2 separate regions of the Homo sapiens genome follow, and region 1 is linked to region 2. Evidence: read pairs that join two places in POLR2A ChIA-PET (ENCODE). Cell type or tissue: IMR-90. All regions are shown on one strand. Each heading gives the region's core, and the rest is flanking DNA. Links, peaks and the distances in the headings are about the cores only. Region 1 overlaps MICAL2 (microtubule associated monooxygenase, calponin and LIM domain containing 2). Region 2 overlaps LINC02547 (long intergenic non-protein coding RNA 2547).

Region 1 (5,000 bases), core at 1-5,000, 150 kb after region 2:
TCGAGACCATCCTGGCTAACAGGGTGAAACCCCATCTCTACTAAAAACACAAAAAATTAGCCGGGCATGGTGGCACGTACCTGTAGTCCCAGCTACTCGGGAGGCTGAGGCAGGAGAATTGCTTGAACACAGGAGGTGGAGGTTGCAGTGAGCCAAGATCGCACCACTGCACTCCAGGCTGGGTGACAGAGCAAGACTCCATCTCAGAAAAAAACAAAACAAAACAAAAAAAACCCCAAGGTTGTCACTAAAAGGGATTTTTGACAGATGAGTGAGAATCAGCATGAGGCTGGAGTACATGGTGAGCAGATGTGTGGGGCATTCCCAAAGGTGGCTAAGGAAAGGTTATGTCTGGAGGTCTGCACCTGTGTGACAGGCACCTGGCCTTACACAAAGTACACAGCATGCCTGGGGGCAGGGGCACTCAGGAAAGGTCAGATGACAGCAAGATGGGGGACTAGGAGGGAGACACACTGTTGAAAAGTGGCCATCTGTTGTGTGGAACCCCTATTAACCTCAATAGGGAAAGTACCAAGTTCAAGAGGCCAAAGAAGAGCCCAAGAGCCAGCAAAATAGACATGGGGTTTTATTAGGGATTCACAGGGGAGAGAGTCCAGTGGCAGTGGGTTGGACAGGAGACCCGGCTTCCCTGCAGAAACGGTCCAATGGCGGCGGGCTGGACAGCACAACAGCCCAGTGGTGGCAACCTGGGCAGGAAAACCGCAACTGCTTGCAAACAGCATGCAGTTTATTCAGCATTTTCACTTAACACCCTCCTCTTAACCTCCACCTGGCAACCTTCATCCAACCCAGAACTCAGGGCCTGGATCCCCCTGCATGGTCCATGTTCCACGGGATGGGCCAGGAGCTCAAATGTCCCTCATAGACAAAGAAGAAGTCTCGGGGTTGGCCACTCCTGGATTCCCCAGCTCAGAACACACATTCAGGTGCATCAGCCATACAGGGTCTTTCTAAAGGTGCGCTTCAGTTATTGCTGTCAGGTGCGTTTACCCTGCACCAGCTGCTGTGATCCTCCATAGCACTGCCATTCAAGAGCAATTTTAATGTAAATCATTGAAAACAAGAATTAGAGCACTAAGCCTGGGCAACATGATGAAACTGTGTCTCCACAAACACTTAAAAAAAAATAAATAAGGCAGTCATGGTGACACATGCATATTGTCCCAGCTACTTGCTGGCTGAGGTGGGAGGATCGCTTGACCCTGGGAGGTCGAGGCTGCAGTGAGCCATGATTGGCACCGCTGCTTTCCAGCCTGGGCAACAGAGCGAGACCCTGTCTGAAAAACAAAACAAAACAAAACAAAAAACGAATGAGAGCTAGAATTCCATTTATTCATTTATACATGCATTGTAGATGTATTAAATGCCAGTTACTGGGAACTGGTGTACTATTTTCCTCTTTTCAAAGGACACCAGTCATATTGGAGTAAGCTGGGTCCCACCCTACTCCAGTATGACCTCATCTTAGCTAATTACACCTGCAATGACGCTATTTCCAATAGAGTCACATACTGAGGTACTGGGGTTAGGATTTCAACACATGAATTTGTGTGTGTGTGTGTTGGAGAGGCACATAATACAACCCAAAAAATTGGAGATATGAAGAAAATTTGTTAAAATCCCTGTCCTGCAGGAATTCAATGTGATCTACTTTTCAAGGGGGTCAGGAGCGGTGGCACCATAAGAAATGCTAACAGAGTAGTTTTCATCCTATAAATTCAAAGTGCATGTGGGTCTCTCATGAGTGTATCTAGCAACAATGCCTGACACATCCTTACAAGGGTACACCCTGTGACTGCCTGTTGGGAAGGATCGCTTTTCCTTTTGTTTATTGAAGCCTAACCAGGTCCTGTAGATTTTAGAAACGGACAGTCTCACTGACTTTTAAAAGCCTTGGGAGCAAACTTCGGTATTTCTGCCCGCTCCTGTCCACTAGAGATCCAGAATCCTGGTTTCACTGGCCTGGGAGGCATCTGGGAACAGCTCTCCCAATAATCATTTTCAGTTTTCACACCAAATCCAGAAGATAGACCCACTTTTTCATTTCTCCTCATGCAGGGTTCAGAAGAAAAGAATTCCGTGGGAAGCTGGCGATTGCCATCACCGCCAACTTCATAAACAGAAACAGCACAGCGGAAGCCAAGGTGGAAGAGATTAGTGGTGTGGCTTTCATCTTCAATCAGAAATTTTTTCAGGACCTTAAAGAAGAAACAGGTGGGACCTTCACCTTTCTCCCAACCAGGCCAAGGTCTAAAGTTTGCAGTTTCTAAAGTGTGCAGAGGCGTGTGCTGGCTTTCTGGGCTCTTGGGCCTCGAGGGACTCACTCTGATAGAGTGGAAGCAATGATTTTCCCTAGGATAGTGAATACAGACAGGATTCCTTCTGGGACAAGAGAGATTCTTGAGGGAATGTTCTGGATGTTGTACATGAAAGGAGATAGTGGACATTTGCTGAGTGCTCATTACATGCCAATTCTCAGTGTTGGGTAAAAAGTGAAGGTTGACACGATCCTTCCCACAGTGGCTCCCTGTCCAGTAAGGGATATCTGTATAAACCATCCTAAGGCAGGTGGCCAGCACCGCACCTGAGGTCAGCATGATATTTAGGGAATGCTAAGGAGGGAGCCAGTCACCTATGGATGGTTCCTAAAGGTTCCCGGGTGAGTTTGTGCAATACAGCACTGCCCTTCCCCAAGAAGGACATCTGGATACGCCCAGGAACATAACCTGTACTGGCACCAGTTGTCACCCAGCCATGGGCCTAGAGGATAGGAGGTATTGATTCATTCACTCAATATTTATTGAATGCCTACTGTGTGCCAGATGCTGTTCTAGGGCTTGAGAATGAGCAGTGAGCAAAACAAAATCCGTCCCTCCTGGGCTTATATTCTACGAGAATAGACAGTCAATACACAAATAAACCAGTGACTCATCAGGTGGTAATAGGGACGGCAGAGAAAAACAGGGTGAGGGGAAAGGGGGACGAGTCACCTCTCTCCAATTAAGTAAATTCCAGATACTTTTCCTTTCTTTTTAACCTGATTAAAAACACAGATTTCTCCTTGAAAAGCAATGTAACAACAATGTTAAATAAAATCTGTATATGGAAAATAAATCATCCGCAATCTGACCGCCCCACACGAGAATAGTCTTCAGACTCACCTACTCCTTTTCTGTAATTTTCCACCAGCGTTCTTGCTTGTTATGTGACTGTAGCTTAAATCGCAGTGTCCACACTCTTTAGTCAGCTTTTCTCATTCAGTGTCACATTCCAAACATCATCCTTCTGGTGGTCACTTTTAGGGGCTGTGGAATATCTCATCAAATTGATGTATTGTCACTGCCTAAGCATTGAAACCAGGGATTAGCAAACTATGGCTGGCCACATGGTTCTATACTGCCTTCGAGCTAAGAATGGTTTTATATATAGGCTGAATAAAACAATCAGAATATTTTATGACACATGAAGTTTATTTAAAATTCAAATTTCAGCATCCATAAATAAAAGCTGATTGTCGCCCAGCCATGTCCATTTCTTTACATAACTGTTGATGGCTGCTTCCACCATGAGAGATCATGAAAGAGACCATAGGGCCCACAGGCCAGAAATATTTCCTAGCTGGTCCATCACACACACACACACACACACACAACTTGCTGACCTCTGATTTAGGCCTTCCAGTTATTTACTGTTACAGATAACACTGCTTCTGTTAAATTATTTCTTTAACATCATTTCCTAGGAATGGCATTAGTTGTTGAGCAAGATTGTACTTCTCACTGGCCTGGAGGGTATGTGCTCACTGCACAACCCTCTCAGTTTCACCTCCATTGCATTATTCCATTAAAAGCTTGAATATTTCCTGCCAGCATATGGTGTCCTTTTGAATGCTTTGAGAATCCTCCAACCCTCCCTTCCTCTAAAAAACCAAGAAAATAAATACTTAAGCCACTCAATATAAATGAGAGCAGGACATTGAGTGGGTTTTTCCACGTTTCAGTGAACTTCCTTGAAACTTTGCTGTGGTTGTCACCTTCGGCCATCGTTTCACAACAGTGCCCTCAGACAGTGACAGTCGCGACCTTCCTGATTCTCCTGGGGGCCCTCTGCATTGATGCCTGTTTCCTATTTAACCGTAATAAAGGTGCTCCTATGGTTACCCAGCACGCCTTGTGTAAATGCTGATATGTCGCCATGTGCCTGTTCCTTTCTCTCCCTTCAAATAAGCCAGTCAGCCTCACACTTGAGTATGAATTGGCATCACCTAGAGCTTGTTAAAGCACAGCGTGCTGGCCCTATCCCCAGGGTTTCTGATTCAGTGAGTCTGAAGAAGGGCCCTGATAATTTGCATTGCTAGTATGTCCTCAGGTGATGCTGATGCTGTTGGCCAGAGACCTCCCTTTGAGAACCGTGGAGCTAAGCTCTCATTGCACAGCATGGTTTTAAATGCAGGAACTTAGTGTGTAAAATGTCTTGTGATTGGTGGAAAGCACAAAAAGATACAGCCCAGCCTTCTAACCTGAGTTGTTCCTACCACTGCACTCGGGTTTTCACATACAAGCCGGGAAACAGTAGAAATATTCCTTGGCATAGTCATTGGAGAATTCCCACAGCTCTATGCTACTATGGGCGCATGGAGGGCACAGTGGACAGGACTTGGAGCTAGATGGGCTGGGGTTCAAATCCCAGCCCTGTCATTGCTGAGCTTCTGTGGCCATGGCCGGCACTTGGCTTTTCTGCACAATTACCCGGCTCTAACTTATACTGGCCCACAACCCCTACAGACGTTGTGAGTTTTAACAGGAATAATGCCGCTATAGAACTATAGAAGCTAGCTGCTTTGACTTGGGTAGATTCTGGCACTCTGTTTTATCTTTGCCAGCCTTGTGTGCCTTAAAAACTGGTCTAACATGAATATTCTGCAGATAAATAACAAGACCAATAGTGAGGCAAAGTACAGTTCCTGGCACACAGTTGGT
Region 2 (9,036 bases), core at 2,195-7,194:
CCCCAAAAAAGAAAGGGAGCCAGTAAAAGATGACTTACTAAGCAAATTACCTATTGACAATGTGGTCCTGCAGAGCACACACAGTAGGCCCCAGGGGCCAGGGGGAGTCCTGAGGCGAGTCCAGAGGCAGGCAGCTGAGGCCAGGCTTGAGTGCATAGAAATGGTGAATGTGGTGGAGGTGACAAGGTGGAGCACTGATAGCTAGAGACAAGTGTGTCTCTAGATTTTGTATGTTTTTCTTTAATCTTTTTTTTTTTCCTTAACAATTGGACCTACAGGTGGCAGACAAATCCAGAGGGTATTCATTGGAGGATGAAGATTTCCTGCCTCTGGTATGCATGATTTCCTCTTTGTCACAATTTGATTTTCAAAGGCAGCAGCATTTCTACATTTCTATTTTCCGCTGGTTTTTATAAAATAGTAAGAAGCCGGGCATGGTGGTGTGCACCTGTAGTCCCAGATATTTGGGAGGCTGAGGTGAGCAGATTGCTTGAGCCCAGGAGTTCAAGACCAGTTGGGTAACACAGCAAGACCCAGTCTCTCAAACAATAACTAGATAGTTAATAAGAAATATTATCTCCAAGTAAGTGCTCTAAGAAAAAACAATGGCTAAGACTTATGAACACATACCATAAGCCAGGTTTGCTTCATTCTAATGGCAATGCTCTGGGGTAAATATTACTGTTATTGCCATTTTACAGTTAAAGAAATGGAGGCCCAGGGAGGTTAAGTAATTAGCTCAAGGACACACAGCCATTAGATGACAGAGCCTGGCAGTCTAGCCCCAGAGTCCATGCTCTTAATCAGCCTGCCCTGCAATGGCCATGTGACTGTTTGATATGGTCCCTCAGCTGACTTTGGAAGCCTGAACATGGCATGTGAAAGAGCATTTAGGGGTGTCAGTAATAATGCACAAAAATGTAGATTTTTTTGGTCCAATTTGAATATAACTACAGTGTGGTATAAAATGGTTTGTGGCAGGTAGAAACATTATGAACTCATTTGGGCTAGAAACATACCTTTCATATTTTCTATGACCTGAGATGAGTTTTTATTCTGAGACACACCTCACTGAATGAAGGAAATTAATCTCAATCCATGTGAGGGCTGCCTTGGCTTTTTCCCAGGGCCAAGGAGGGTGTTTAGTACCAACCATGCTGGGGTGGTGAGAGTGAGGTGGTGGAAGGGTGTCCACACTGAAAGGGCGATATGGTTTAGGTCTGTATCCCCACCCAAATTTCATATCAAATTGTAATCGCCAGTGTTGAAGGTAGGGCCTGGTGGGAGGTGACTGGATCATGGAGGTGGTTTCCAATGATTTAACACCATCCACCTGTGGCTGTCTTGTGATAGAGGTCTCTTGAGATTTGCTTATTTAAAAGTGCATAGCACCTCCCCTTTTCTCTTTCTCCTGCCGGCCATGTGAATATGTGCCTGCTTCCCCTTCCCCTTCTGCCATGATGGTAAGTGTGCTGAGGCCTCCCCAGAAGCAGAAGCCTGTACAGCCCATGGAACCGTGAGCTGATTAAGCCTCTTTTCTTAATAAGTTACACAGTTTCAGGAATGTCTTTACAGCAGTGTGAGAACGGACCAATACAGAGGACCTCCTTGCCGTTCATTACTGGGTCATGGTCCACACCTCCATCCTCACCCTGGCCTTGAGTCCTCTTTGGGCACACTGGCTCTGCAACAGAATTTCCATGCCCTGTTGGAATGCAGGGACATCACCCTAAGGCCACTGGCCGCGCTGAAAGGCCCAGCTGCCCTCTGCTTTCTGAAGTCACTCCCTACATCTCTGCGCCGCTGTGTGTCCCACCCCACAGGAAGAGATTCAACCTGGGAGAGGGAGGCAAGGGGAGGAGGCACCAAGTCTTTTATTTCTATTTTTGCTTCCAAGGGTGAAAAAAATGGCTCTGTCTAGAGACTGTATACCTCCACAGTTGGTGTATCAGCTATTCCAGATTCCTTTCCGTCCCCGCTATCCTAGTTGTCTATTGTTGCATGACAAACGCTGAAACTTAGTGGTATAAAACATACATATTATTTTGGTCCAGGCTTGCCAGATAAAATACTGCAAATCTTTTACCTGTAAATACTGTAAATATTTTATCTTCAAGCTTAAAAAATTAACTTCTATCTCTACTACACAGATAAAAATTTAAACTGAGTTAAACTTGAATTTCAGATAACGTATAATTTTTTAGTGTAAATATGTCCCATGCAATCCCATGTAATATTTGAGAGCTACCTAGACTAAAAAATTATTCCTTGTTGATCTAAAATTCAAATGTAACTGAACATCCTGTAGTTCTATTTGCTAACTCTAGCAACCCTATTTTGGTCGCAGCAGTGTGGGTCAAGAGTTTGGGAAGGGTTTGGAGAGAGCCGAGGGATCCACTTGGAAGGAGGCTTTTCATGCACGTGTCTGGGGTGCCAGGGGTGCTCCTTGGCCTCCTGCCCTTTCTTCACATGAGGTCTGATCTCTGGTGCTTCTCCACGCAGCTCAGGATTCTCACGGTGTGGCTGCTGCAGGGAAGTCAGATCACCTACGTGGAGGCCCAGGGGCCTGGCTCTGGAAACAGGAGGCAGAAGCTGCCAGTCTCTAGTCTTGGGCCTGGCAACTGGCATAGCATTACTTCCGCCCTATTCCATCGCTCAAGCAGTCACAGAACCCACCTGGCTTCAGCAGGAAGGGGCAAGGACCCCGCCTCCTAATGGGAGCAGTGGTGAAGAATTTACAGTCATCTTTAATCTGTCATACCCGCTGAGAAGAAATAGATTTTCTGCCACCTGAAAAGTTGAAAGTCACATGTGTTTTTCTCTTACATCATGGCTTTCCTGAGGTGATGGCAGCAGCTCAGTCCAGCTGCCGTCTGATTGGGCGAAGGGTCCTAGAAGAAGGAAATACAGGAGGGGAGGAATCTTGGCTATTTCAAAATGTCATTCCTTGCATTTATGCAACCAAGGAATCCACGAAGTCAAATCATACGTAACAATTCAAAAGATCTTCAGAAAGATCTTTTTAAAATTTTTTCTTTTTTAAAAAATATATTTTTTCTTTTGAGACAATCTCACGTTGTCGCCCCGCCTAGCTAGTTTTGCATGTAGCTATCAATACTTACGTATTCATGTTTTTAAAAGTAATATCGTATTGTAAACAGAATTTGTAACCTGGTTTTTATGCTTACCATTTTATCTTCAAAAGATCTTGGCTCACTGCAATTTCTGCCTCCTGGGTTCAAGCGATTCTCTGTCTCAGCCTCCCAAGTAGCTGGGATTACATGTGTGCACCACCACACCTGGCTAATTTTTTGTATTAGTAGAGACCAGGTTTCACTATGTTGGCCAGGCTGGTCTCAAATTCTTGGCCTCAAATGATCCTCCTGTCTTGGCCTCCCACAGTGCTGGGATTACAGGCATGAGCCACTGCACCCAGCACATAAAGATCTTTTGATTCTAACACATTTTAATGTTTTCTGTTTGTGTGTTTTTTTGATATTTTATAACATGAATACATGTCTTTTTTATTTCAGGAAAAAAGAGATTATAAAACAAAAAGAAAATACTGTTACAATGAACTGAATGTTTGTGTCCCTATAAAATGTTTATGTTGAAGCTCTAATCCCAAAGTGATGGTATTAGGAGGTAGGGACTTTGGGAAGTAATTAGGTCATGATGGTGGAGCCCTCATAAACAGGATGAGTACTCTTATAAAAGGGACCCCAGGCTGGGCATGGTAGCTCATCCCTGTAATCCCAGCACTTGGGAGGCTGATGTGGGCAGATTGCTTGAGTCCAGGAGTTCGAGACTAGCCTGGGCAACATGGCGAAACCTCATCTCTACTAAAAATACAAAAATTAGCTGGGCATGGGTGGTGCATGCCTATAGTCCCAGCTACTCTGGAGGCTGAGGTGGGAAGATCACTTGAGCCCAGGAGGCAGAGGCAGCAGTGAGCTGTGATGGCACCACTGTACTCCAGCCTGGGTGACAAAGTGAGAACCTGTCTCAAAAACAAAAAACAAAAAAGCCACCCCAGAGAGCTCCTGTGCTTTCTTTCCAATAAGAAGTTGGCAGTCTGCAAGCCATAGAGGGCCCACACCAGAACCATGCTGGCACCCTGATCTTGGACTTCCAGCTTCCAAAATTGAGAAATAGGCGGGGTGCAGTGGCTCACGCCTGTAATCCCAACACTTTGGGAGGCTGAAGCAGGCAGATCACTTGAGGTCAGGAGTTTGAGACCAGCCTGGCCAACATGGCAAAACCCCGTCTCTACTAAAAATACAAAAATTAGCCAGGTGTGGTGTCATATGCCTGTAATCCCAGCTACTCGGGAGGCTGAGGCAGGAGAATCGCTTGAACCCCGGAGGTGGAGGTTGCAGCAAGCCAAGATCACACCACTGCAATCCAGCCTGGGCTACAAAGACAGATTCCATCTCTAAATAAATAAATGCTGTTGTTTTTAACCCACCCAGTTTATGATATTTTGCTATAGCAGCCTCAACAGGCTAAGGCAACTGTCCTGTGGATTATTAACTAGTTGGCTCTTTATACAAATTCTATTGAGCACCTAGCACGTACCAATTACCAGTCTATTCACTGCAATAAGCAAGCCAGACAGGGTCCCTGTCCTCCTGGAGCTCATGGTCTGGAGAAGCACCTGGACTGTTCTTTGGTAGTGGCATCTGAATCCAGAGCTTCCTGAGTTTTGCTCCTAGAGGACCTTGTGCAGAGCTGCCTGCTGAGGGGGAACAGCCCAATGGCTTCCTAGCGCACTTGCCAAATACCTGCCTCCAAGCCGTCTGCTTCTTCCATCAGGTCCTTGCTTTTGGATCCCAGAGACTTCATTTCCTGCCCTACTTTTCCTTCCAAGAGCTCAGTGGAGAGTTCTCTTCCTAAAAAAAGAGAAGCTTACTTCCTCAGCAGTGTTATCTCTGGGTCTCAACCATAAGGCTGGAATTTTCCCACTCAGCCATGGAGTAGTGTTGCCCTTTCCATCTTCCTGAAGCCAGAGCATGCAACATGTGGTAGAAGCCATTAGTAAGAGATGGGTAGCAGTCAAGGGCATGGCCCCAAGTCTGGACTCGTGGCTACTGGGGAGAAAGGGAAATTGATGAAGCTCCTATAGTGTGACTGCTATTGTGTGCTACATTCACAGAATCCCCAACTGCCCTATGATGCAGACCAGGCTCTCCAAGGCTGGGTCCTGAGAAATGGTACTTTCTTCAGATGTTAATAGATTCTGTGTGCAATTTTGGGAAATTCTATAGTTCTTTGTTCAGTGCTTTTAATAGGCTAATGTGCATGGTGAAACTCAAAGGGGGAGGTTATGACAGGCAGTCTCCCCCAAATTTATTTCACCCAAATGCCCCATACTAGATTGAATAGTGTCCCCCCAAAATTCAAGTCCACCCAGAACCTCGGAATGTGGCCTTATTTGGAGATAGTCTTTGCAGGCATAATTAATCAAGGTGATGCCACGCTGGAGTAGAGGGAGCCCTAACCCAATGACGGATGTCCTTAGAAGACGAGAAAACAGAGACACATGGCGAAGAAGGCCATGTGATGAGAGGGTCAGAGACTGGAGAGATTCATCCACAAACCAAGGAACGTCAAGGGGTGCCGGAAACCCCCGAAGCTAAGAAGAAGCAAAAAAGGAGCTTTCCCCTCAGGGTTCAGAGGGAGCATGGCCTGGCTGACACCTCGATTTTGGACATCTAGCTCCAGAACTGTGAGAAAATAAATTTCTGTTGTTTTAAGTCACCTGGGTTGTGGTCATTTGTTACAGCATCCGCGGGGAACTAATATGACCCCTTTATACCTTGAATCCTATTAACCAGTGATACAGGTTACCACTTTGAAAATAGGCAATGTGGTTGTCCCCACTTTACAGATGGGGAAACTGAGATTCTTTGAGGATCAGTAGCTTTCCTCAGGCTCCACAGAGTGTGGCTTCCATAGCAGTGTCAGAGCTCACACCTGGGTCTCTGCGTCCGCAGTGTTGAACCCTCTCCCTGGTGCCACAGCTGCATCCTTCAGACCCGGGCTTTCGTGGTTTCTAGTGAGTCTCAGGTGTCTGTTTCCAAAGTCGTTGCTCCCCTTCCTGCCTGGCACCCTGCAGTGACAAGCCAGCCCTGGAGGCCTCTCTATGCAGGATCCTCTCTTCCCCTTGGCCATTGAGAAGGGAAGTGTCCTTGCATCAGGCTGCCTTGTTCCAGAATCTCTAACGGACTGAGGAGTCCAAGCTGGGATGAATGGGACTCAGGCCACTGTTTCCAGGTGGGCTCACTGCCTTTGATGTCTGCAGCTGCTGAGAGGCCCTCTGCGTCATTTCACTGAGCCCAGGGCGTACCCTTCGTGGAGGAAACCACAGCCTCTCATCTGACCAGGAGAGGGGAGATCTGCCATCTCTTTGCTTTCTTTATTCTCTAGACAATTTTTTTATTTCTTTTAAAAACAAATACATGCTTTTTGGAAAAAAGTAATCAGGCTGAACTCAGTGGCTCATGCCTGTAATCCCAGCATTTTGGGAGGCTGAGGTAGGAATGTCACTTGAGGCCAGGAGTTCAAGATCAGCCTGGGCAACAGAGCAAGACCTTGTCTCTGCAGAAAAAAAATCTTTTTATTACCTGGGCAGAGGATCACTTGAGCCCAGGAGACTGAAGCTGCAGTGAGCTATGTTCATGCCTTTGCACTCCAGCCTGGGCAGAAAGAGTGATATATTATCTTTAAAAATTAAAAAATTATTATTATTTTTGAGACAGAGTCTCACTCTGGTTGCCCAGGCTAGGGTGCAGTGCCTTAATTGCAGCTCAATGCAGCTCAGGTTCCTGGGCTCAGGTGATTCTCCCACCTCAGCCTCCGAGTAGCTGGGACAACAGGCACGAGCCACCAACCCCAGCTAATTGTTTTTATTTTTAGTAGAGATGGAGTTTCGCCACGCTGTCCAGGCTGGTCTCAAACTCATGGGCTCAAGTGATCCACTCACCTTGGCCTCCCAAAGTGCTGGGATTACAGGTATGAGGCACTGCACCAGGCCAAAATTTTTTTAAAAATCAGAAAATATAACAAAGAGCAAAGAAGAAAACAGATATTACTTATATAGCCACCAGCAGTTTACTATGTATAAATGTCCAGAAGGAAAAAAAGCTATATTCATATATGCATCTGGTTATATTATATATAGAGAGTCATGCATTCACAGCTCAAATTCAACTATGTTTAAAAATAAACATTTATATATAAGCTCTTTTTACTCTTGGAGAAATGTGGCCATAATAACAATTTTATACTCTATCCTAAGCATTAACACAGGTCCTTAAAAATTCTTTGTATGTATCATTTAATATGGCTACATTCTACTCTATCAAGTGGATCACCACTTATTAGTCATTTATTCTATTACCAGGCATGCAAGTTGTTTCCAGTTTTTCATTAACTCAAAAAAAAAAAAAAAAAACCACACACACACACTCTTTTGAGCGCGGTTGATGTAAGCCTTTATATACATTACTGATGGTGCCCTTAGCATGACTTACTGGGTTCAAGGTCATGAACATAACTTTTTTTCTTTTGAGACAGGGTCTCACTCTATCACCTATGCTGGAATGCAGTGGCACAGTCAATCACAGCTCACTGCAGCCTTGACCTCCCAGACTCAGGTGATCCTCCCACCTCAGCCTCCCAAGTAGCTGGGACTACAGGCGTGCGCCACCACACCCAGCTCATTTTTGTATTTTTAATAAAGACAGTGTTTTGCTGTGTTGCCCAGGCTAGTCTCGAATTCCTGGACTCAAGCATTCCACCTGCCTCAGCCTCCCAAAGTGCTAGGATTACAGGTGTGAGTCACTGCACCCAGTCAGAATATAACCTTTTTACAGCTTTATTGAAGTATAATTTACATAACATAAAATTCACCTATAGTAAATATACAATTCAATGATTTGTAATAAATTTGTATACTTTTACAACCATGTCCACAATCAGTTTTAGAATATTTTTATCAACCCAAAACATTTCATGCTATGCTCATTTGCAGTCAAATATAGTCCTACTTTAAACCCAGTCAACCACAAATCTACTTTCTTCCTCTATTGATTTGTCTTTTCTGGACATTTCGTATAAACAGAATCATACAACATGTATTCTGTTCTGTGTGGCTTCCTTCCCTTAGCATACTGTTTTTATGGTTCATTCATGTTGTGGCATGAATCAGTACTTTTTTCTTTTTATGCTAAGTACTATCTCAGTGGATGCGTTTATTACATTTTGCTTATTCATTCACCTGTCAATGGAAATTTGGATTGTTTCCAGTTTTTGCCTATTAAGAACAAAGTTGCTGTGAATATTTGCATACAAGTCTTTGTGTGGACGTATGTTTTCATTTCTCTGGGTTACATTCCTAGGAGTAGGTCATATAATAAGTTTATAGTTAACTTTTTAAGAAACTGCCAAATTGTTTTCCAAAGTGGTTGCTCCATTTTATGTTCCCACCAGCAACGTATGAGAGTTCCACTTTCTTCACATCCTGTGGTACCTCTTCGTGGTTGAATTTGCATTTTCCCAATAACTAAGGGTGTTGAATGTCCTTTCATGTGTTTATTAGCCATTTGTGTATCTTTTTCAAAGAAATGTCTGTTCAAATGTTTTTCTCATTTTTAATTTGGTTGATTGTCTTAGTGTTGTAAGAGTTCTTTATATATTCTGGAAATAAGTCCTTTATCAGATATATGATTTGCAATTCTTTTCTCTTAGTCTGTGGCTTGTCTTTTTGGGGTTTTTTTTGTTGTTGTTTGTTTTTGAGACAGTCTCCCTGTCGCCAAGGCTGGAGTGCACAGTGGCAGGATCTCAGCTCACTGCAACCTCCTCCTCCCAGGTTCACACGATTCTTGTGTCTCAGCCTCCCAAGTAGCTGGGATTACAGGCATGCACCACCACGCACAGCTAATTTTTGTATTTTTAGCAGAGATGAGGTTTCACCATGTTGACCAGGCTGGTCTCAAACTCCTGGCCTCAAGCAATCCACCCGCCTCGACCTTC

Evidence for each region. Peaks named below come from ENCODE experiments on the same cell type or tissue, not always from the same donor. Only the 100,000 strongest peaks of a DNase experiment are listed, where the experiment ranks them.
Region 1: POLR2A ChIA-PET joins it to region 2 with 5 read pairs; 6 of 35 experiments call an interaction of 5 or more read pairs at or near these places.

The regions. Positions count from the first base shown.
Region 1 is chr11:12,211,176-12,216,175 of GRCh38, forward strand. It overlaps MICAL2 (microtubule associated monooxygenase, calponin and LIM domain containing 2), which reads left to right. Exons shown (of 28, transcript NM_001282663.2): 7 at 2,080-2,235. LOC124902634 (a long non-coding RNA gene) reads right to left here. Exons shown (of 3, transcript XR_007062598.1): 3 at 3,307-3,364. Among named protein-coding and RNA genes, the nearest start is that of MIR6124, 50 kb to the left of the region's middle. In IMR-90, for the core only: no CTCF peak of the experiment used is centred there; DNase peaks (open chromatin) are centred at 2,956 and 3,776; H3K27ac peaks cover 1,845 bases.
Region 2 is chr11:12,056,032-12,065,067 of GRCh38, forward strand. LINC02547 (long intergenic non-protein coding RNA 2547) reads left to right here. Exons shown (of 2, transcript NR_135109.1): 2 at 2,503-5,754. Among named protein-coding and RNA genes, the nearest start is that of LINC02989, 26 kb to the right of the region's middle. In IMR-90, for the core only: no CTCF peak of the experiment used is centred there; no DNase peak of the experiment used is centred there.